3 separate regions of the Mus musculus genome follow, and all the other regions are linked to region 1. Evidence: chromatin loops called from intact Hi-C (ENCODE). Cell type or tissue: gastrocnemius. All regions are shown on one strand. Region 1 holds the start of Atp11a (ATPase, class VI, type 11A). Region 2 holds the start of Tubgcp3 (tubulin, gamma complex associated protein 3). Region 3 overlaps Atp11a (ATPase, class VI, type 11A).

Evidence for each region. A loop is a pair of places that touch in the nucleus more often than their neighbours do. Peaks named below come from ENCODE experiments on the same cell type or tissue, not always from the same donor. Only the 100,000 strongest peaks of a DNase experiment are listed, where the experiment ranks them.
Region 2: a loop joins it to region 1, with 2.0 times the contacts of the local background. A loop is called at or near these places in 7 of 42 quality-filtered maps.
Region 3: a loop joins it to region 1, with 4 times the contacts of the local background. A loop is called at or near these places in 12 of 42 quality-filtered maps.

The regions. Positions count from the first base shown.
Region 1 is chr8:12,751,164-12,759,163 of GRCm38, reverse strand. It overlaps Atp11a (ATPase, class VI, type 11A), which reads right to left and starts at 2,148. Exons shown (of 30, transcript NM_001293667.1): 1 at 1,812-2,148. The coding sequence starts at 1,850. Gm39133 (a long non-coding RNA gene) reads right to left here. Exons shown (of 3, transcript XR_870150.1): 3 at 7,856-8,000. It overlaps Gm33587 (a long non-coding RNA gene), which reads left to right and starts at 2,268. Exons shown (of 3, transcript XR_378725.3): 1 at 2,268-2,477; 2 at 4,505-4,659; 3 at 5,005-5,341. In gastrocnemius, a CTCF peak has its summit at 3,694; DNase peaks (open chromatin) are centred at 1,691, 2,139 and 4,850; H3K4me3 peaks cover 2,114 bases; H3K27ac peaks cover 2,931 bases.
Region 2 is chr8:12,665,678-12,673,677 of GRCm38, reverse strand. Tubgcp3 (tubulin, gamma complex associated protein 3) reads left to right here and starts at 1,578. Exons shown (of 22, transcript NM_198031.1): 1 at 1,578-1,723. The coding sequence starts at 1,648. It overlaps 4931415C17Rik (RIKEN cDNA 4931415C17 gene), which reads right to left and starts at 1,251. Exons shown (of 2, transcript NR_166502.1): 1 at 653-1,251. In gastrocnemius, a CTCF peak has its summit at 4,609; DNase peaks (open chromatin) are centred at 1,520 and 6,965; H3K4me3 peaks cover 1,852 bases; H3K27ac peaks cover 1,125 bases.
Region 3 is chr8:12,806,150-12,814,149 of GRCm38, reverse strand. It overlaps Atp11a (ATPase, class VI, type 11A), which reads right to left. Exons shown (of 30, transcript NM_001293667.1): 2 at 7,378-7,500; 3 at 1,749-1,838; 4 at 995-1,075. Among named protein-coding and RNA genes, the nearest start is that of Gm15350, 22 kb to the left of the region's middle. In gastrocnemius, a CTCF peak has its summit at 2,714; DNase peaks (open chromatin) are centred at 4,432 and 7,756; H3K27ac peaks cover 543 bases.

The DNA.
Region 1 (8,000 bases):
ACTGCAGCAGGACAACCCTAGGAGCCAGGCCCACCAGGTCCACGGCTGCAAAGGCCTCCTCTAGCCTCTGCCGGGAGGCTCCGCAGCTGGTCCTCCGAGAGGGTCGGGTCGCTGACTTGAGCCACACTCCTCACTTTACATATCTAAGAGGAAGTGTCACTGGCTCTATATGTGCTCCTTAAAATGCCTAAGATGCATGATATGACTTAGACTATATCTGGAACATCGGCTACTACAAGAGCGCATGAGCTGTTCACACAGCTATGTGACCAACGTGTAGCATGGGGCGGACTGGCCTCAAAGACAGAGTTCTCTCTTTCATTTACCTGCCTGTATTCGCTGCCGAGAACTGACCCAGGACAAAATACCTATGACAGTGTTCTTGTCCAAGGGCTGATGACTCCTTCTTTAGCAACCTATGGCCTTAGAGGGAGCTGTGGTGCTTTTATTGCTCTCAGGAATTCTGACTGTGTGAAAGGCAGCAGGCTACAGAGGAGAGGCTCATTTCTGTAGAATGAGTCGAATAAACCAGGAGATAAGAATATCCAATCTCTTTTTCTCTTCTTATAAAAGAAAATATAATTTAACCTCACATCTTGGAAGATAAATACATAATAAGAAAACAAGCCATAACTGTTTCGGGGAAAAGTCAAATTAATTTCATGGCTTAGACTCGAGTTTAAGGCCTGTGGCAGAGCAGTCAAAAATGAGATGAGCAGAAGGAATAACATTCCATAACTTACATTCCAGATGCATTATCAAATAATTAAGAGTGGCAAAGTTCGTTAAGGAATATCTGCAGCCTAGATTTGAGAGAAAATACCACTTCGAAAGTAGAATAGCACAGCAAAAAGAAACTAACTTGAAATTTTACCTAGATAAGGAAATATAAAATAGCTGAAGGCTTGCCTAAGGGCACTGTGGAAGTAAAAGACAGCACCAGGGACGGAAAATTCGTCCTGTGGCCCTGGGAAGCTGGCAGGTGACTGTCTACAGGGACCAAGAAGACCACCCCTCCTCCTTTCGCTTCCCACGGGGGTGGGGTGGGGTGGGGTGGGGTGGGGAGGGCTGCAGTTTCCTAGTCTCATTCTTTGCTTACTGGAAGGCCAAAATTGGATGGAAATTAACCAGAAAAGCAAGAAGAAAAACCCGGGTAAATTCCCCTTCAGAAAAACCCACATCCAAGGACAAGTGTCACTCAGAGAAGCTAGAGAGAGCCGGCTCTGGTCCCCTCCGTACCCAGCCCGCACTGGGCAAGGCACGCGCTCCTCAAACCTGTGACCACCCCGCGCCAGCTGCCGTACAATAGGTCCTTGTGTCCAGCTTAGGGAAGACAAGCTGTCCCGGGGCAGATTCTCTCTTTTCTGTACACACACCCACTTTGCTCCATCCCGGCTGATGGATGCCACCTACCTCCCTGGTCTCCCCTGGTGAGGCACTCCGTCACTAACCGCGCAGCAGCATCCAAGGGAGCCGGGAACTACGCACTCGGACCTGGCTGACTACTTTCAGAGATGGCAAACTTCACTTCTGACTCCCCTGTGGAGGCTCCCCGCTTCCCCGCAGCCCCGTACATATGTCCCAGCCGGTCCCGGTCCCCGCGTCGGCCCGCCCCGCTGGGGCTGAGCGCAACCCCCATAAGGATGGATGTCCCTCGACCCCGGGATCGACCCGGCTGCAACTGCCTTCCGGGTGGGCCTGGCCGAGCGCAGGTGGAGCGCGGCGGGGACCCGACGGCGGGACGTTCCGGGCCTGAACCCTGACCCAGACCCGGACCCCGGACCCCGGACCCATCACAGAGAGCCACTCACGTATCTGCGCACGAGCGTCCTCAATAGACTGCAGTCCATGGTTATCGCTCCCGGCTCCGCGAGCCCCTGGGCTGCGGGCGCTAGCGCAGCCGCCCCCCGCCCGGTCACGGCCTGGGCGGCGCGGGGGGCGGCCGCGGCCCCTCCGCGCTCATGCCCCGCCGGCGGCGGCCAAGGGTCTCGGCCCGCGCGCAGGCGGCTCGGAGGAGGCGGCCTGCGCCCGGCGCTACTCCCGTCGGGCCGACGCGGCCTGCGCTCGATGCTCCGCGCCTGCTCCTCCCGCGGCCGCCGCGCCTCTGGAGCCGGCTCTGCCCCGCTGCGCCCCGCGCGTCACGGGCGCGTGTGAGCATGCGCGCGCCGCAGCCCCCGCCCCGGCCCCGCGCGCGCCGCGACTCCCTAGCGCGTCGCCGCCGCCCTGTTGCTTCCGCCTCCCTGCGGGACTGGGGGAGGGGGGGCGGGGGGGGCTGTCATCGCCCCCGCGTGGCTCGTCGGGTGCTGATCCACCCCTTCTCCACCCCCGCCCCGTTCACTCCTCTTCTAAAACGGAAGCCTGGCTGTGAGCCCAGGACTCCATGGCGAGTGCCATGGGCCTGGGTCCCTAGGCCTGCGGGGGGGGGGGGGGGGTCACACCTCCTGCCGTGGCGTGGACAGAAGACACAGGATCCTCAGGTGGCTACAGGGAGCGAACATTACCACCCCTTTTGGGACTGACTCCCTTGGAGACCAAACCAAACACGTCCTGATCCAGCTCTCATGACTCACTACTCTCTACCTCTACCTACTCCTGGGGCCCAGTCTCTGTCCTGCCTTCCAGAAACCAGGCCTCAGGGAAGACCCTCCACAGTCCTGGGTTTTACCTTGTGGTCCAGCCCCCTGTCAAATGCTTCCTGCTTCTACCTTACAACTGTATCACCATGGCTAGCACCCAGGGAAGGTGGTTCTTTGCTGCCTAGGTGTGAAGTGGCACATGGCTGAACAACCTTCCTTACCTCCAGCCCAGCCGTAATCTAGCTAATGTTTACTGGTTCCACATCCCTTGCTTTTGCTTCTGATAACGGTAGAACCAGAGACGAGGGATCTGCAGTGGCCGATCAGGAGCACCAGACCTGAGGATTAGGAATGTATTTGAGAGCGTTCTGACAGGGTGTGGAGGAGATCTGACTTTGCTATGGTTTGGATTAGACACTGGTGGCAATGGTGCCAGTGACTAAACTGATCTCCTGAGCCACCACCGCCTTCTACCCTGTTTTCTACCTAAGTTCTACACCAGTGCTCACCACGGAGCACCAGCTACAGACACCCAGCCAGCCTCAGGGCAAAGGGTTTTCTCTCCGGGCTTCCTGGACTTGCTGTGAGCCTGGTGGAGTTGGCAGTCAGCGCTCATTGGTACTCCTAGCTGTGGTGTGGACTCTTGAGGACAGCAGGCCTCTATGTCTAGGGACTAGCTGCTGGCCTCAGTGGGCCTGACTGGGCTGTTCATGTGTCTCTGATGCTCTATCTCTTTCCTACCATGACTGCTGGGCCAAATTGTAGGCTATTGGCCAATTACAATTGCAGTGGGTATTCCTGGCACAGATGTGCCTCAGGATAAAGCCTTCCTATCTATCCTTAGAGAATGTTCTACTTGGAGGAATGTTTCATTTCCTTCCTTCCTTTCTTTTTTCTTGTTTGGATTTTTGAGACCGAATCTTCATTCTAGGCTGGTCTCAAACTCTATACAAACATCCTGCCTCAGCCTCTGAAGTGTTGGAACACAGGAGTGAGCCCTGGTGTCTAGCTTATTCTTCATACAGAGCAAAGCACTTCCCTGGTGGTGCAACAGGAGTGAGTGACTTCATCCTCTGAGCCTTCACCCTTTGTGGGGCTCAGGACTCTCTGGCTCCCTCCAGCTGACACCATTCATTCTAGCAAGTGGCTGACTTGCTAATTAACACATAGAGGAACATGCTGGAGGCTGTTTAGGAAGGTTTCCTTGCTTTTAAGAAATCGAGAGTTTATTGTATATGGGATGGATCCCCCAGACATGTTGTGGATGCCAACAAGAGCCTGCTGACAGGAGCCTGATATAGCTGTCTCCTGAGAGGCTCTGCCAGTGCCTGACAAATACAGAAGTGGATGCTCACAGCCATCCATTGGACGGAGCACAGGGTCCCCAATGAAGGAGCTAGAGAAAGGACCCAAGGAGCTGAAGGGGTTTGCAGCCCCATAGGAGGAACAGCAATATGAACTAACCAGTAACCCCAGCGCTCCCTGGGACTAAACCACCAATCAAAGAAAACGCATGGTGTGGGACTCATGGCTCCAGCTGCCTATGTAAGCAGAGGATGGCCTAGTCAGTCATCAATGGGAGGAGAGGCCCTTGGTCTTGTGAAGGTTCTAAGCCCCAGTGTAGAGGAAGGCCAGGGCCAGGAAGTAGGAGTGGGCAGGTTAGTGAGCAGGGGAAGGGGGCAGGGGATAGGGGGTTTTCGGAGGGGAAACCAGGAAAGGGGATAACATTTAAAATGTAAATAAAGAAAATATCTAATAAGAAAAGAAAAGAAAAGAAAAGAAAAGAAAAGAAAAGAAAAGAAAAGAAAAGAAAAGGAGGATTCAAAGCAAACAAAAAACAAAAACAAAAAACCAACAAAAAAGAAAGCATGTGTTTCTCTTTTAAGAATGGATGCTGTTGTCTGGAGGTGCTGCTTACTGCTTTGCAGTCTCTTTTCAGACACCAGAGGACCAGAGGAGGTAGCCAGAGGAACGCATTCTTGCTGGGGACAGAAGCATGACCAAAGTGAGAGGAGCCTAGGATGTCATAGACCCATTAACCCAGGCTAACCAGAAACTTGGTAAAGAGTGAATGTAATACCAGGTGAGTTGGGTTTTCCATTACCAACAGATGTTAGCACTTTAACTTTAAACCCGTGAAAAAGAAGTTAAGACTCTGTTAAAATACCAGAAACTCTAACTCATTCTGTGAGCCTGTTAGTCAGTGCTGTGTAACAAGCAATTGAAGCAGTAGGGAGCCGGCGCTGGCCAGCTCTCCCAGACTTGGCAGGTTGTTCTGCCCTCCCTGGTGTTGGCTGGAAATCTGTAAGCTACTATATTCTTTTGGAGGCTCTGCCAAGGTAGGAATGTCGTCATAGCTCAAGTCACGTGTGCAGTGTCCCTGAGGTGGGGACTGGGGGTTACTGGAAGAGCAGGTCATTCTTTTCAGATGGCTTCTTACTACTCTGTGAGCTAGCCTGGGCTTCTTCACACAATGGCTTGGTTCCTCAAGAGACAAAATGAACACTACAGAACCACTAAAGGCTGAGTTTGGAGGCCCCAGAGCGTTCGCTCGGCCACACTCTTCTGGAGAAACTGAGATCATAGGCTTCTGCCTCCCTCCATAAGGAACACCAGTAAGCCACATTTCCATGAGAGCCTCTGGCCACCACAGCTGCTTTGCCCCAAGACAGCAAGCCATGTCCGATGGGAGGACATCTTATTTCCTGGGCCCTGTACAAGACCATTTGTCTGGAATCTTCTTCTTCAGAATAAACTCTTATTGGATTATCTTTCTTTGGTTAATTTCAGTCTCCTTTAGTCGCAGGTAATGGCTTCTCCCCTCAGAGTCACTAAAGTTTCGTGCCACCAGTGAGACCATGTACTCATTTGCTCAAAGCAGTTTGTCTAACCCTGTAGAAGATGGTCACTTGGGGAAGTCTTTTTAATGATGCTTGCCCGAGATGGCCCTCTCTGTCCCAACCATTCCCCACCAGGGCTTTCTAAAACTGGCAGCTACGGCATGCTGAGCCCTGAGCTGCTGAGGAAGGTTTTGTTGGGGATGGCTACAGTCATCGATCTCCCACTCTGGCACAGCTAGGGATCTTGTATGTACAGGTTCTCAACAAATTGTGGAAAGATTAAATTACACGTAGACTGCCGTTTCTTCAGCAGGAAGAACAAAGGGAGGCCGTGAAGCACTGCCAATGAAAAGAAAAGCTTACGGTCTACAGAAGTTCATCCAAGGGTTCCCGTGACTGTGTACAAACTCTGTGGACTGAGGTCCCAGACTCTGGATGCCCCTGGGATCATGCTAGCAGCCAGGTTCTGCAACACTTCCCTGGAATGTACCTCGGGGGTATTTGTGGGTGATACCAGTTTACTCATTTATTCTCAGACAGGGTTTCACCACATAGCCCAGAGGCTTGGTTAGGGTTTCTGTAGCTATGATCAAGCACTCTGACCAAAAATAGCTTGGGGAGGAAAGGGTTTGTATTTTTACAACTCTCGGCTCACACTCCATCACTGAGGGAAGCCAGGGTGGGGACCTCCAGGCGGGAGCTGAAGCAGAGCTGTGCTGTGGACTGCTTACTGGCTTGCTCCTGATGCTTTGTTCAGCCTGCTTTTTTTGTACCACACAGTATGGCCTGACCAGAGGCAGCACTGCTCCTGTGGGCTGGGCCCTTCCACATCAAGCATCAATCAAGAAAATGCCTGACAGACTTACCTGCAGGCCAGTTTCTCAGTTGAGATGCCCTCTTCCCAGGTACCTTTAGATCTGTGTCAAATTGACAAAATAATAAATAAATAAACTAACAAATAAATAAAATATTTTAAAAGCCTAGCACATTCAGGCTAGCCCCAAATTCACAATCTACCTGCCTCTGCCTCTCAAATCTTCCAAGTGTTGAGATTAAAAGTGTACACCAGCAGGGCAGTGGTGGCACACGCCTTTAATCCTAGTACTTGGGAGGCAGAGGCAGGAGGATTTCTGAGTTTGAGGCCAGCCTGGTCTACAGAGTGAGTTCCAGGACAGCCAGGGCTACACAGAGAAACCCTGTCTCAAAAACAAACAAACAAAAAAGTGTACACCATACCTGGACATGAAGCTTTATAGTTTTACAAAACAAAGTCACAAATCCAGGCAAGTTTAAAACACATTGGTGGGTACAATAGAAAGAAGGTTACAGCAAGATGGGAGAGTTTTTCTATAGACCTTCTCTATAACATCAGATTCCATCTGATGTTATGTTAGCTTTGGGGTTGGTGAAAGCTGGTGGTCTGCTAAGTCAATAGATTCTGAAAGATGTTTATTAATCACAGGATGTTACTTCTGACACTGAGGTGGCCAAGAAAAGGCTACTCAGAGGACTAAAGCTAGCTCAAGAACTGCTCTAGGGTCTCCAACATCCAAACTTTTCCCTATCTTCTCATCAGCTGATCCCTGCACATAACAGCCCCATCCAGGAATTCTCTTTGGTGGGCCTCTGAGGTTTTGCCTCCCCTGTACCATGGGTCTTTGCTTCTTCAAGGATCAGAGGGTCCCTGGTGCCTCCAGAGGCTCTGTTTACCCAAGTAGCTGCCTGCCCCCCAAGTGAGACTTTGGGGGTTTAGTTTGCCTCTCAACATCTTATTTTCCTCTTATTTTTCAGAGACTATGTAATAGTATGCCAGAAATTCTTTAATTTTTCTATACTCCCCCATCTTAGCTTCTAAAGGACCAATGATTTTAATCCCAGTTTTCTTAAAAAGAAAAAGAAAACCAAGTTCTGTGGTGTGTAAAATTTCTAATAAAGTAAACAAAGGCAATTTGTTGTACCTATTTTTGAACAATAAGTTTAATATAAACTTATTACTTGTCTGACAAACTAAATAAATGGCAGGCAATCTGAAATAGGAGTTGGACGGTCACTAGCCATTTGTCATTATTCAGGGAAATTTGTGTTTTGCTTGAGCAAACCTCTTGGATATTAGATAACATGGCTTTAAAGGATGTTCTATTTATGGGTACTTTCCAGAAAATAAGGAAAATGGTCTCTCTTGCCCCATTACTCTTATAAATAGGAAGACAAAATGTTTTTCCTTAAAATATCTTCCATTTATTGTAATTTGTAAGAATATTTGATCAGTTTTAACTGGAAATGACCTAAATGTGCTCAGAACGTGCGGGCTATGGCAGTCCATGCCTAGAATTCTAACACTTGGGAGGCTGGAGCAAGAGAATCAAGAATTTAAGGCCAGTCTCCCTCACAGAGTGAGACCTTAAAAAAGATAAAAAATTTTAAAACACTAAGAAAACATGTTTTCAGAAACTGGAGGCTAGATGTTACAGCATCCCCTAAAATCTCAACCCTCGGAAGGTGGAGGCAGGGGATTGAGGAGTTCAAGGTCATTCTTCAGCCACGTACCAAGTTGAAGGCCATGAGAGAAGGGGAGGAAGGAGGG
Region 2 (8,000 bases), 85 kb after region 1:
GTGTGAGTGTGATTATTTTTGAGGCAGGGTTTCTCTGTTTTATAGCTCTGGCTGTCTATGAACTCAATATATAGATCAGACTTTCCTTGGAGACCACTTGCCTCTTCCAAGTGCTAGGATTAAAGGCATTGTGTCATCAAGCCTGTTTTTTTTTTTTTTTTTTTTTTTTTTTTTTTTTTAGCATTTTTTGGTCACTGGCTTAGTTGATTTACAATGTCCTAACTTGACTGACTTCATTTTGTATGGTGGAGGTGAGTGGACCAACTGAGGTAGTTGCTTTTCTCCTGCTCTGTGGGTTCTGGGGAACTCGAGTCACCTGACTTGGTGACATCAGCTCCTGTTGTCAAGACTGTGCTGGAGCAGCTACTTTCTAAGTGTTTTCATCTATCTGCTGACATTTCACTTCAAGTAGCCACACAGAAAAGCAAACCGCTCTGGCTTTTCCTGGCTCATTGGCCACCCTCAAATAACTGTCAATACATCTGCAATTAAATGTGTGAGTGCTCAGTCCAGAAAGCCACCTTAAGACTTCTTGCTGGGATCACTCCTATTACCAAAGGGCAGTGCTAGGACCACTCAACAAAACAGAGGCTACAGGGACTGAGGACTGAGCTCTGACTACATGGATGATGGAAACAGAAAAGTGGATCACCTGAAGGTTAGCTACTGGCCCCGGGGTGGAAGAAACACCAGGAATGACTGATAGTTATTCACTATGGCCTTATTCTAGACCTTCTGATGGAGCATCATCTGTGTGGGTGGTACAAAATAGGCTGGAGCTAAGAATGGGCTGAGAGCTGAGTGTTGAGAGTCTCGGCTTGTTAGAGTCGTAGTCAAATTCCAGGCTGAAGCCGAGAGTCTCCTCTTGCAGTTTCTATCGTTGGCTTCAACTGGCTGAGCTCCAGCAGGTACCATTTGTACAGGGAGTGAGTGTGTCCGCATTCTGTACATCACAGAGCGGGCAGGGAAGGGTGGCTAAGAGATCTGCGAGCAAAAGACGAATAAAGGTATGCTCTCCATTAAGCCACCTCTGAGTGCCACTGCTATCATAGTCCTGAGTCAGCGACTAAGAAGGGAGCTTTCTGCGGACCACCGAGCATCCGGGCAGGAGCGGCGGAGCTGGGCTCCCAGTGACGAGGACTCTCCTCCTCCTGCGTCCCAGACAGCACAGAATTTCTCGTGTCTGCGTCTGATTTTTCCTTTGCGGCAGCGCTCAAGCCTCTCCATCTCAGTATCCCCGTTTCCAGGACTACCTCCTGGTGACGTCAAGGGGCAGAGGTTCCAGACCTCTGAGAACTCACTTACGAGAGCCCTGCGTAGTAGTCCGGCGCCCCTGTCCCTGTGTGGCTCAAGCGCACTCGGACTCCGCATCCAGTGCTGTTCACAAGCAGCGCCCAGACCGCAAGCTGCGGACGCGTACGGGCATCCTAGGAACGCGTTGCTGCGAGCGTCGCCCAGCAACGACTTTTCCAGCGCGGAGAAGCTGCCAAGTGCAGAAGCCGGGAGAGCGCACGCGCGTCTCGCGCGGGAAGCGGTGCATTATGGGAGGCGCGCGCTTTTGCCGCTTCCGCGAATATGGCGGCGCCGTAGTTAGGGCGCGGGATCCTGGGGCGCGGGGAGGCTGCAGTGCGCAGTCCGGGCGCGGTAATGGCGACTCCGGATCAGAAGTCGCCCAACGTTCTGCTGCAGAACCTGTGCTGCCGGATCCTGGGCCGGAGCGAAGGTACGCGTCCCGGGGTTCAGGGCTGTGGAGACTGAGCGCCATGACCCCCGCCGGCCGGGTGCTGTTCTCCCCGGCCCCCGGGAAGGAAAGGGGTGCGGCTCGCGGACTGTCCCTGCCCTGGGGGCCCAGGCCGGAGCTGCTGTAGCGGCCGAGTTTGTTTTTGGGTTCGTCCAGACAGCACGGCAGCCTGCAGCTCTGCTTCTGCGTGCTTCTCACTCTGCTGTCACCTTTGCCTCTGGTGATGATGAGTCCTGGTTAGATGATGCTCGCTTATTCCTGGACGGTTCAGCTAGCGAATAATGCTTCTAAGAAGCCAGACCCCCAAGGCAGTCCTGCCCACTTTACCCGTACTGTCGCCGCCGTAGTTGGGGGTGGGGAAAATGTCAAGGATCTGGTTTCATGAAGCTCATTTTGGAGATGAGTGGGGACGCGTCTTGAGGGAAGGTTTTAGTAATTGACATGACTGGGTTGCCTTAGAATGTTGAGACAAATCGCGCAGGTTTTCAAGGGAAGACTTTAAACAAGAACCGAGTTTTAAAAACTGAGAGAGCCTTTTGATCTTTCATAATTTGTAACAACCTATGTAACAACTTGTCAGCGTAGAGGATGAATTACTGTGTCACTACTAAACCGTTGACTTAACTCCCTTCTTGCTTTATTCCTTGTAGTGTTTCACTGTGCAGTTTGTTCATGTAAGAAATCTTTGAGGCTTCCTCGACCCTATTATGCCATGAGAGATGCTCCTGTCTAATGGAGGGAATGTGACTAGCACGTTGGTGAATACACAGTGTTTGTGGGTGATAAAGGGCTAGGGAGAAGGCGGATAGGAGGAGCTTAGAGTTCCAGTATCTGGGGAGAGTGTGAGTGCAGAGGATAGTTTACTTTTCTGAAGGGAGTGATCCAGTCATAGGCAAAATTAGATAACTAAGGCTTAACACGCCATACCATCATTTTTCTTTTATTGCATTGGGTCCAAAATTTTTACCTTCCAGAAAGAACCTCGTAGTTATAGCTAGATTTTGAAGTTATTCATTATGAACTTCTAAATTTGAATTTTACATTAAGATCCCTTTTGATAGAAGTTTCACAGCCTTCAGGTGATTGAAATGCTACTTTAAAGCAGAATCCTGTATCCTCCCATTTTCCCACCCCCATTTGTGATTATGTCTTGTGAATCGCTGGACTTTCAGAGAGATCCAGGGTAAAGCTCATTAAAGATGATGCTGTCTTCTCTGTGGATGGAGTTGAGGGATGCAGAGTCAGCTGGGTTCTCTGCCCTCACACACTTTGTTGATATTTTGTTGTGCTCTGACAGGTGTGTAGCCATAGCTAATTGTTGTCATCTCTTTTTCCTGATTCTGTTGAGCATGACTTCTTGTTTGGCCATTCAGATCTCTTCCTAAGGTTGTATTTTATTTTGTTTTCTTTGTAACATATGTTCTTGCTGGGTTGCTTACCCTTATAACTTTGAGTGTTCTTTATTTATCTGGGTACAGTGTTCTTTATCTGCTTTCTCCACAAGGTGGAAGGCAAGGATGGATTCCTGAAAGCAGTGCTGCCTTACTCCCCAAATGCTCCCCTGGAAGAAAGAGGAAACAAAACAAAACAAAACAAAACAAAAAACACTTAACATTATCATGATTTGGCTGTCATGTGAAGAACTGTTATCAAATCCAAAGTCATAAAATTTCTTTCATCTTTTTGCCCTAGAGAGGTTCTGTTCTATTGTTATGTGTGATATGAGTTAGTTTTTTGTTAAATGGTACAAGTTGAGACTATTTTTGAGCCTACCAAAGGAACCATCTTCCCTTAACTATACTTGTCTTATTCTTGTCTTGTAGACTGAAAGTGTTGAAGTGGAACCTTTAAGAGTGTTGATAGCATGGGCTGTTGTTCCGGACCAGTAAGAACCAGGGTTTGTGTAGGAGAGGGCCTGGTGTCAGTACATATTTTAAAAGCACCTAAAGTTCAGAATGGTTTAGATTTACAAGAAAATTGTACACACATGGTTCTCTTTTGCCCAACACCATCTCTTCTGGTCTTAGTGTCTGGCTTACTGAGGTGCAGTGTCACAGTCCGTAATAATACATTGATATTGTTGATGCAGAAACACAGTTGTTGCCTCAAAGGAAGTTAAGAGGTGATTTATTTTGGAACTAAGCATAAGTGACTATGGTCTAGTAACACAGTTTCAGGTTACCCCTAATGCCTTGTTTCAACGTGATTAACAGTTATATGAAGCTTAGTAACAGAATGGCATAAAGTCATAAGTCAAGGTACTTTTCAAATACATTGGCATGAACATCAGGTACGTGGGTTAAAGCAAAATGGGAATCTCTGTTACTGGTCTCAGGTACTATTTGATGACAGTCTCATGTTAGGGTTGGTGGAGGCTGGGTTCTCTACATGCCAACACACAGAGGCAGGCAGTGAATGGGGCCTTTAAGAGGGCTTAGGATAGGTGGCCAAGACAACTTATTAGCTCGAGACCTGCAACATTCTGTCCAGCTGTCTATAATCACAGGCCTTCTAATAGTCAGTCAGTCTGGAAGAATCTCTAACATGGGCATGGCTTTCTTGGGAAGTTCAGTTCACAGTATTGACCAAGCTCCATGCTTTTTAGGCTCCTTCAGGTGTTGCTTAGTACCCAGGGCTCCCTCTCGTGTGAGGCCACTTGTTCTTATTCTTTGTCATTCTTACTCTTATTTGGGTCCCCGTGGGCTCCTCTGGACTTGGATCTTTTCCAATATTTGTTTTGTTTTTGTTTGGTGAGCTTGGCAGTTTTGAAGATTAAAGATTGTAGACTTGTCTGATATTTTCCCAGTGACTGAGTGGGATTCTGTCTTGGGGGTGGAAATTCTGGGCCTGGAGTGCCATTTTCACCACACGATGGCAGGCATAGCATGCTCTGTTACTGTTAATGTTGTTCCTGACTGCTTCACGTGGGCGTCTTCTCTGGAAGCACGTGTCTCTCACTGATGGAGCATTTCTGCCAAGTGGATGTTTCTACAAGAATGTTAACATTAGGCCTTCTTTCAGGTTTCTGGGGGTCAGTGCCGCTATCCCTTGTAGTTTTATCTCCGAATGAACACTTTAGTTTAGAATGAACAATTTAGTTGTTTCAGTTTGTAGATTTTGTTGTGGAAACTAAGATTATTGACTTCAAGTCTGTCTAGAATATCAGATTTTCATTTTCATTAAGTTTATTTTCAGAATTTATTTATTTATTTCTTGGTGGCATGTATATTATGAATCGATTGGTCTCCAAATAATTTGTGTACTGGCTAGTCCTGTATCAACTTGACACAAACTGTAGTCCTCTGAGAGGAGGGAACCTTGATTGAGAAAATGCCTCCTTAAGATGGGGCTATAGGCATTTTTTTTTTTTTTTTTTTTACAGGCGTAGGGCATTTTATTAATTGGTATGAAAGGACTGATTGGTATGGAAGGACTTAGCCCACTGTGGGTGGTGCCATTCCTGGGCTGGTAGTCCTGAGTTCTATAAGAAAATAGGCTGAGAAAACCATAAAGAGTAAGACAGTAAGCAGCACCCCTCCATGGCCTCTGCATCAGCTCCTGCCTCCAGGTTCCTGCCCTGTCTGAGTTCCTCCCCTGACTTCCTTAATTGAGGAACAGTGATTGGAAATGTAAGCCAAGTAGACCCTTCTCCAAGCTACTTTTGGTCATGGCACAGCAATGATAACTCTAAGACACTTAGTGATTTATTTTCAGATTTGATACTGATGTCTAGTTTAATTCTCTTAGTGTTGGAGAATATATGATTGCTAATTACAGCTACTTTTTAAAAATCTGTGTGCACCTGTGTGTGCAGTCACACACATATCAGTATGCATGTTCATTCATGTGTCAGCGCGAGAACACACGAGTCTGTGGAGAGCAGAGGACAACCTCTAGTTCCAGACCTTGTCTTCCCCTCTTTTTAAAATATGACCTCTTGTTTGTTTCTGTGTTCACCAGGCTAATTGGCCCAGGAGCTTACTCTTTCCTTCCTCCCCTCCCTTCCCCTTCCTCTCTGTATATGTATGCTGTCTTCAAATGTCTGATGGTATTTAGGCAGGAAGATGGTCAGGGTAGCCTTTTCTAGTTGTCATACTTTTTAGTTGGGGGTCCAGCTGGTGCTGGAGCCTCCCTTGCCACTGTCTTTTCTCTTGGCTTCCTCTGGCTGATGACTCCCCTGTGCTAACTTGCTGTGTGTGGTGCCCTCTGAGGTTTGCCCGGATGGGGGTCTGGTTGTCAGGTTGCTGGGATTTGGGCAGGCACTGGCTTTCCTCCACATACACAGCTCCTTCCTTTGCTACGTAGATCCTGAGAAGGACGGCATTCCCTTCTCAAGCCACCCGGGGCTTCTACAGAGTATAGAATGACTCTTCTTGACATTTGTCCCTGTGGGAGGTTAGTTTTAATTGCCATTCTGACACAGTATAGCATCACTTTGGTAGGGAGTGTCAGTGAGGGAGGTATGAATTAAAGCTTCAAGCTCCTCTGTTGCCTTGGCTTTCCTTCTGTGGTGGACTGTGCCTTGATCTTTGAGCTAAAATAAACCCATTCTCCCTTAAGTTGCACTTGTCAAAGTATTTTATTATAGCAAAGGAAAAGGGCTTTCTCTTGGGAACTTGGAAAACACTGCTGAGAGAAATGAGGACAGTAGAGGCCTGGCTCCTGAGGCCTCCGAGAACAAGGGCTGTGTCAGGAAATGGGCCAGAGACAATCCTATGATATTCAATAAGAATCTGGTTCCACTTTGCCACCACTGTGAGACCTTGAATGAAGTTGAATTTAAAGATAATGAACTATTCATTAGAAAGGAGTGTGGACAAGCTTCAAGTCTTTGACAAGAAAGTGCAGTCAACACAGCAGCTGCAGGGATCAGCACCCTGAGAGAGCAACCTGGCCGTCCACACTGGGACTTGAGGACGTGTTTCCCCAGGGTCAGCACACACAAGCTCACAGAACTGTGGTCCACGGTGGCAAGGCTGCCCCTCTGAATGGTGACGCTGTCTGTGTGCCACTGGTCTTGAAAGTATGAAAGACACAGAAGGGAGGAATGGTGGAGAGCAGCTGAGGTCAGGCACTATGTGGCAGGGTCGAGGCCCCAGAGAGCAGCAAGGCCTCAGAGGCCACTGTGAGGAGCTTGAAGATAAAGCATAAGCTGTAGTAGAGACCTAGGAGTGTTGGGGATGCCAGGATCACAGGGTATGTGCCAGGAAGAGCTACAGGCATGCAGTGGCGCTGGACCAAGTTTGAAGGAGAAGCTTAAGGGCTGAAGGAATGGGGCTGTCTGAAGCTTTGGAGCCCAGCCAGTTTCATCACGAGGCCCAAATGCTGGACATGGGACTGCAGGATTTGGTTTTGGCCACATTGGATTTGGGGTTTTGGTTTGATTATTCCTTGCTATGCCCTTGATTGTTTTATTTTGGAATGGAATGTTTATTCTGTGCCATTATATGCTAGAAGTATATACATTTTTGATTTTTATAGGAGTTCACAATTCAGTGTTTTGAACTTGTTAATTTTTGAAAAATGTCAAGACTTTGGAGACTTAAAGTTAGAATGTATTTTACATTTACAGTATGAGGGTGTCTTAGTGTTTATTGCTGTAAATAAACACTATGACCACAGCATTTCTTATAAAGGAAAATTTTAACTGGGGATTGCTTACAGTTTCAGATGTTTAAGCCCCAATTATCGTCACGGTGGGAAGCATAGGGGCAGGCAGGCAGCCATGGTGCAGGGGAAGGAGCTGCAGGCAACAGGAGGAGCAGAGCCACCGGGCCTGGCTTGGGCTTCTGAAACTCAAAGCCCGTCCCCAGTGACACACTTCCTCCAACAAGGCCACACCTCCTGATCCCTCTGAAGCAGCACCATGGCCTGATGAGCAAGCATTCAAATCTAAGAGTCTATGGAGGGAGTATTCCTATTCAAATCAGCACACTTTAGTCCCTGGCCCCCATAAGCTTGTAGTCATACCATAGTGCAAAATGCATTCAGTTCAACTTCAACAGTCCCCATAGTCTATAACAGTTGGAGCACCATTTAAAAGTCCAAAGTCTCTTCTGAGACTCATGTTAATCTTTTAACTGCCATCCTCTGTAAAATCAAAATGAAAATACAGATCATATACTTCCAACATACAATATCACAGAATATACATTATCATTCCAAAGGGAGGACTGGACCAAAGCAAGACCAAGAACTAGCATGGCAAACTCCAAACTCTGCATCTCCATGTCTGATGTCAAATGTTCTTCAGATCTCC
Region 3 (8,000 bases), 55 kb before region 1:
TTTTTAAAAACTTAACATTTAATCCTAAAATCCTTGTGAAAATGCAAAGGGTCAAAGGTCCAAAACAGCATAGTTGTCCCATTTATAGATTTAACTTCAATATTGTACTAGAGACCTATCTATAGTAATGAAGTCTGCATAAACAAGCTAGTGATGGGAGTATCCGCGGAACAAAATTCACATAGGTACAAACTCTCAAATGGGGAAAAGATGACCTTTCATTAACTGTCACTGAATATCTACATGCAGAACAAACACACATACAATTTAGCTTATATGTTGTATCATAGTTAAAATTATAATAAATTGTTACCTAAATTAACAACTAAAATTATAAAACTTTTGAGAAACAACAGGGTACATTTCAAGGCACTTAAATTATGTCACAGGCTTTACTCTGCTGTCTCATGGCTAATGTTAGCTCAGAGAGTGAGAAGGGAATCTCATCTACCCCACACAAAATAGTAAATAAATACCCAATGGGAAGGCATGCATGCTAAAGGAACACAGAATCCAACGGAATGAAATGAACTAGAGATGGCTTAAGCAAGAACAAGCTAAACATTATTGGATTCTAGCCCAAAGGTTAAAATAAACATTTGTAAATCCATGCTGATATTGGTAAACCACTGAATAAAGGTAGAAAGGTATCAGACAAATCACCCTTGAATAAGAATTGGAGGTAATTTACATACTTGGTGATGAAGGAGATGAAGCCCTTAACTGTCAGACTACACTTAGTAATTACTTCCAAAGCACAGAATACGGAAAGGGGGAAGGGCAAACCCTACTCCACAGCCAGGAAAGGAGCTACTGGATCCCACACTGGTGGCTGATGGAGTCTGACTGACATCCTCACACTGAGTCACACTGATGACACACTTGTGAGGTCCAAGGATGGCACTGGACATCTGCAGTCACCCACCTGACACCAAGCTCACTATGGAAACTGTCAATCACCACAAGTACCCACAAGTAAATATCCAAGTCCTACCTGCTTGATGGCCGTGACAGTGATGACGAAGAAGAGTGGGAGCCCGCTTGTCACTGGACTTGTGGGTGTGTCGATGATCAACTGTAGCGAGAAGAGAGCCCTGGTGAAACCCTGGAAACACCTAGCAACCTAATGGCGAGTTGGCCCAGCCCAGCCTTTTCCCAACCCAGCTTCTTCCTACCTCAACACCCTGCCGGGTTCCTCCTGGCCTAGTGACATGCACAGAAGGGTCGCCACCCTGTCCTAGTGACTATATTGCTGAGGGAGGCTCCCTAAGGGGAAACCATGTCAGTGTGTGGCCAGGGCACAAGTCTGACACAGAACACATTGTCTCATTTAGTCCATTCTACAGGTGTCATATGTGAGTTAGTTCTGACAGACTTCATGGTAGGAGGTTTTGTCATGTATAGCCATACTTAAAATAATTTAGAAAAATGTTATACTGCTGTTCAGGAAGTGTATTCTACAGGCTGCATCTGCCCACACCCTCACATCCCTGTCTCTCTGGATGTACAACTGCTTTGCATTTTCTCTGGGTATCAGAAAGAAGTAAGTGGAGATGCCAGGTGCGGCTGGAGATCTTGCCCTGTCTCCTCAGGAGGCTGGGAAGCGGCCACAGGAAGGTTCACGTACGGAGCTGAGGTCCTCAGCTGAGCTAAGCCTCGAGAACGCAAGAATGGATGGAAGCACTTAGGGTGCCGAGTCCTTGATGTCAGTGACTGTGTGTCAGACAGAAAGCCAGGTCTGTCCTTACCTGTACCAGGAAGATGATGAGGAAATAAAAGTTGGCTATTCTTCTGAACTGTTCAAATAAGTTCTTGGGTATGAAGTTCCAGAATGTGTACTGCAGGAAACAAAAGCAAGAATGGGCTTCTGCGTTTGGTGTCCTCCTGTGCACAAGCAGGAGGGAGCGCAAATGTGGATACAAACTCACCAGAGCCTAATTACTGACATTCATCAGGGCTTTTACAACGCCTAAGACAAGCTGCTAAGACAGAGTGTGCCCTCCAAGGTAGTCATGCCCAGACTGCCCAGCTCAGTGAGTCAAGGCAGAGAGCAAAGCACTCAGGCACTTTCTGCAGGTACAGAGCCATTACGTCAGGGGCTGTATCTTCACATCTCTGCTTTGTTATCAGGTACAACTGAGATGCAGCAGAAGGAACTGAGTCTGAGCTGCCTTAGGGCTGCTTCCATGATGGCAGGGCATGGTGTCCACACTGCACGGTGCTGCATCTGTCTGTGGCTGCATGCAAGGGACTTTGCTAGATTTATAGGGTAAGAAAAGAGGTGGTTCCCAGGCTACATATTCTCCAAATGGACTCCTCAGGATCTACTGAGAACAGCAGCTACTCTCTCCATGCCCTTTATACCATGTTGCTGTCCGAGCTCATTTGCCTTTTCACAACATTCACAAGTATGAGGAGACCCTCAGGGTCACTGATGGGGACCGGGGCAACCATGCCGACCATCTTGCAACAGCATCTTCCTGCCCATCAGCTCAGGGGTCTTTCATTTCTCTTACGGCAGATGTGCAGTTTTCCCTGTGACTCCAGTGTTAGTGTTCTTGTCTGTGGAAACATACTGGGAAGGCTTAGACAGCTCAGAGCCCCGGCTGAAGCAGGCACTTGGCTATGATGGAGACTACCGTTCTACCTCTCTCTTCACTCTGGTGAACCATGCAGTTCTTCCACCCAGACCTTTTTTTTTAATCTTCCTAAGGGGGGCGCTAAAGACACACGACGACTCTAGTAGCAGACTGAGTTCTCTGCCTCACAGTTCTGGGGTGGCCATAGACCCATCTCTTGGTTTTTGAACCTTCTGGTTTGGTTTTTTTTTATACAATGCCACCGTCAAATGGAATTATTTTAAGGCCCTATTCTATGAAGTCAACCTTATTTCTCTCTGTACCCAGCCAAAACTCATTACTTGTACAGTAGTTAAAATATTTCTAGCACCCTACACCCAGTGGCTCACAACTGCCTGTACCTGCAGCTCTAAAGGATTTGACATTTTCTCTGGCCTGCAATGGGTACCTGCACTCACACATGCACATTTTTCTACACACACACACACACACACACACACACACACACACACACACACAAAATGTGTACCTGCACTCACACATGCACATTTTTCTACACACACACACACACACACACACACACGATCTCATCACTTCAGAGGCAGAGGCAGAGGCAGGCAGAGCTCTCTGAGTTCAAGAACAGCCTGGTCTACATAGTAAGTTCTAGGACAGTCAGGGCTACATAGAGAGACCTTGTCAAACAAACAAACAAACAAACAAAAAACAAAAACAAAACAAACAAACAAAAAATTTAAAAATATTACTTAGCAACAAAGTCACATTGGTGGAAAGTTCCTACTTAATATCCAATATTTCCTCTGTTGAAATATTTACAGGTGACAATCACCTGACCTGTACCAGAGACTGAGGACTGCTATGCAGTCCTACTACTAAGAAGACCTACCCTGCTGTGGCTGAGAATCACCCTGTGGTCCACAAATTGTTAATAGTTATTACTGCTGACCGAATGTAACAGGAAGACAAATAATTTAAATGTCCACAAGTAGGTGACACCACTGCAGCAGATAAAACAAGGGGCTGGAGAGATGGCCTAGTCAAACAAAATACTTGCCAAGTGCATGTGAGGACCAGAGTTCAGGATCCCAGCACTGAATAACAACCCCACAGAGAAAGCGTAGATGGGGAGACCCCTGCAGCTCACTGGCCAGCCAATCTAATCAAATAGAAAGTTCCACATTCAGGGAAAGACTCTGACTCAACACCACCGCACCAACAAAACCTCTACCACCACCAACCAAAAGCAAAAACAAAAAAACCCTACGGAAGTGACTAAGGACACCCATCCCTGACCTATGGCGTTGACATGCATAAGCACAGATGTGCTCATTTGCCCGAACACATGTGCCCCTCACACATGCTCTCTCTCACACACAGAATGTTCATTATAAGAGCCTGTACTGGCACAGTGATGGTAGCAGGTCAGTCACACATCTGTCTTTGCTGATCTGTAAGAATCTTGCTATCTGTGAAGACATGTGGCCAGCACACACATCTCACTGTCATCCACACTCAGGTATCAAGTTCTATCTCCACTCTCATATCAGCAGAGCAAGTATCCCAGCTGGGAAAAATGAGAACACAGCATCTCCCTCCCATGAAGATGTCTTGAGGCATACTGAATCTCAAGAGACAGCAAACAACATACTGCTTCATACATACTCATGGAACTTTGGGCCAGGGTCAGCTGGGCTGTCCGTTATTCCGAGCAGAGTATGCCTGCTGGCTTCTCTGTGTTCACAATGAACCAATGGCCTCTCTGTTTTCACATGAACAGAAGGTGCCTGCTGGCCTTTCTGTGTTCACACTGACCTGACAGTGTTCACTGGCCTTTGTTCAAACTGAGCAGGGGGTGCCCCACTGGCATGTGAGTTTCCTGTTCATATAGCCCCCTCCTCCCCTGGGTATGCCAATCTCTGGTTTTGTTGCTGGCATGGGGGACAGATCACAGAAGTCCCACCTATTCTACATGTTGTCACAAGTCAATGGGACACACTGAGAAGAACTGGGCATGCTTCTGTTTGCCAGCAGCCAGGAAATAAAATGAAGGTCCCAAAGCTTCTGCCATTATTCACTTAAAATGGGATCTAGCCCACAGGTCAGTACCTGACTATTCCACAGAAACACTAGGATGAGACACTGGTCTTTAATCAAGTGGAGTCACGGCATCACTGTCCTTTGTGACTGGGGAGGAGTCATGGGGACAAGGGCCCCTGGCCTCCATGCTCAGGGAACAGATTGGCTTCAGGCACGTACCTTCTGTGGCCACTGATGTGTTCCTGCCACTAGGCTTTAGTTCCTTCATGCATAAGTTGTAGCCTCAGAAGGTTGCTCAGTGTTTAAGTGACATGGTAAATATGGAAGTCACTTGTATAAATACTCATCAATGAAACTGTACCAAACTGGCAGAGGTAATCAGTTTCGCAGTAGTCAAAAACAGTCTAGCTTTCCCGAGCATATGGGCTGTGTGGTGGGAGCAGGCGAGGCAGACGGAGCCAGTATTTGCTTTGGGAACCCCCTGAAGGCAAAGCAAGGATCCCTGTGAATTTCATGCCCCAGGACCATTCTGCACAAGGCAGTGGGCAGACAGTCACTGCTCCTGAGAGCAGTCTCGCCAGGACAGACACAGCAATAGCGGACTGCTGTGAAGCCAGAGGCCAGGCAGAACCATACAGGCAGCCATTTTCATTCTTTCTTCTTCCATAAGACGGGGATCCCCACGGATAAAATGGGAACTCTGGCCAAACACTGCCCACTAGTAATGAAAACCTGCCACACAGGTTGGGGCTTATTGCACCTTAACGTCCCCGTGACTACACAGGCCAGCCCTGCCACAGATCCCTGTTTAATCACATTGCTAGGCTCGGAGGCATTCTTTGGTATGTCTAAGATAGACACAAAACTTCCTTGGATTCACAGACACATTCTATATTACTATAGACATATTCTACAAAACCTTTGTATACCCGTTGAACAAATTAGCACTTTTCCATGCAGGTGAGGGGTTATTTGAGCAAAAACAATGATAAATTCCCAATGATAATGGAGTGTCAGTGGAGGTCCTGGGCCCTTGCCTCTTGACCAAGAGCCTACCATTCCCTCCTGAGGTTGAGTGGTACAGGGGCCAGGTTACATATATCTCCTCCCTGAAAGGTCACTGGCTCCTTGTCACTGAGCCAAGGCACTGAAATCCACACAGGTGCCACTGTTGGTGCTGAGCCTGTGGGAAGCTGAGAGGAAAGGTGCACAAGCGGCTCTGCCGACTCCTGGCCTGGCCTCTCTCTGCCCACTCTCTGCCCAGAGTGTTGACTTAACTCTGTTGGCTCTGCTCAAAAGCTTCCTGGTATGAAGGAGCCTCCCTGGGAGAAACTGCTTCTGAATGCCCCTGGGGCCTGCAATTCCCACACACCCTCCCTGTGGACTTCCTTTCCAGAAATCAAGGAGGCTGTGGTAGTTCATGTTCCCCAGGGACACAGACAAGAAAAAGCCTGAGAGTCACTGTGGGCAACAGGCCCCAAAAGGCTAAAAGCCAAGGAGAGGCTCTATATTTCTCCAAGCATGGCTGTGGCTTCTACCAGCTGTAAAAGCCTTCAGCCTCTCAAAGAGTTCAGTCAGGTTGCTCTGCTGTTCACAGGCATCTTGTACAGTCTGGATAGAATACACACACACACACACACACACACACACGCACACGCACACGCACACGCACACGCACACACACACACGCACGCGCACACACGCAAGCGCACACACAGTATCAGCAGATAGCGCATGGACACAGATATGGACACATAAAGCACGAGCACACATACATGGCCATGCACAGCATGAGCACATGTGTTCTTGTACACGCACACATGCACAGAGGCAGAAACATTCAGAGAGAGCTGAAGGAGGGTCAGTGCAGCCCGTGAGCACAGGGGCTGGGAGGGGTGCTTCCGGACAGGGTTTCTCTGTCCGTCTCTTCACTACCAAGCACTGTGTCACCTCAGGGGACACTCATGTGGTGGGCTTGCTTATGAGTATTTAACCTGCCTATGCTGTGCTTCTGGACAAAAGCTATTGTAAATATTTTAACTCTGATCTTAAAAAAAAAAAGACCTTGAGAAGCTAAGCTTTTGGGTCATAAAGTCTTCTCAACACTGCAGGGTTCTGTGGCATATGTGGCTCCTCCAGAGAGCTCTGTTTGACAAAACACCTGGATATAAATGACAGAGACCTCCTTCTTGAGAGCCTTATGTGACCTAAACAGACCCACCACACAAGTCTATCTCTCTGAATGTCTGGGTACGACTTATACATCTGTACCTGCGCCTGCCCCACAGCAAACACAGCACATACATGCCACACATGCAGTGCACACATAGCATAATACATACACATGGGATACAAACACATGTGTTTCATGTCTGTCTGTTCTGGGAAGCCATTGATCTTCACTCCCACCCTTCAGACATTCCCGCATCTCTCTAGGTACAGACTCCATCTCCACATCCTGCTGACAGGCCCCGCTGCCAGACACAGAGCCAGGCAATGTCAGGCGAGGGGCAGCAGTGAGTGAGGTGAGGCCCAAGAGGAGTGAAGGGGGTAAGCCCTTGTGAAGCACACCTGATACCCCTGTGAGTGGAGAGGGGCTGCCCGGCCCAGAACAGCAGTGCCAAGCACCACAGCTCCTGGGGGAGCAGAAGCTCCCTTGGGACAGCTGCACAGAAGCAGCAGAAGGGGCCGTCCCGGGGGCAGCCTTTCTCAGGCAGTAGCTCCGAGCAGATAGTGAGGCTACCTTGGAGGAGACGATTCTATTGTCGGGGTATCTCTGTGGAATGTAGGCCTCTGCACCCGGAGGGGGCTCCTTGTGTCCCACGTAGATGGTCCGACTGTCCACCCAGTTCTCTTCCCCTGCACACTGTGGGTAGAAGAACACAGTCAGCATGTGCCTGAAGCCTGGAGTGCTGATCTTCCCCACAACACCGTCAGGTTGAGACAGAGGCCGCCTGCTGATGTGGAGGTCCCAGTCCCGTCCTGCTCCATGCCCAAGTACATTCTGATGAGGGTCACATCAGGGGCTCCCAAATTCCCTACCATGGCCAGACCCATGACTGGCTGAGCCCTGTGGGTGAGACGGGGCTTCAGTTCTGTGGCAAATTTCCCAGGCAGACACTGACACACTGAGAGGCCATCTGTGCTCAGAGGGAGGCCCAAAGAACTCTGGGTGCTGGTAGAAACAGGATGAGGCAGGAAGATTGTGCATTTCAAATTGTAGAAAGGAACACAAAATATATGGTCAGGTGCTAGGCCCAGAAGACAGGAGGGCCTGGAAGGCACTCCCCTCCTGGGTGAGTTCAAGGCCAGTAGAGGTGGTGCCAGGCAGCCCAGCACCTGTGCATCTGCCCCATTACACTTCCT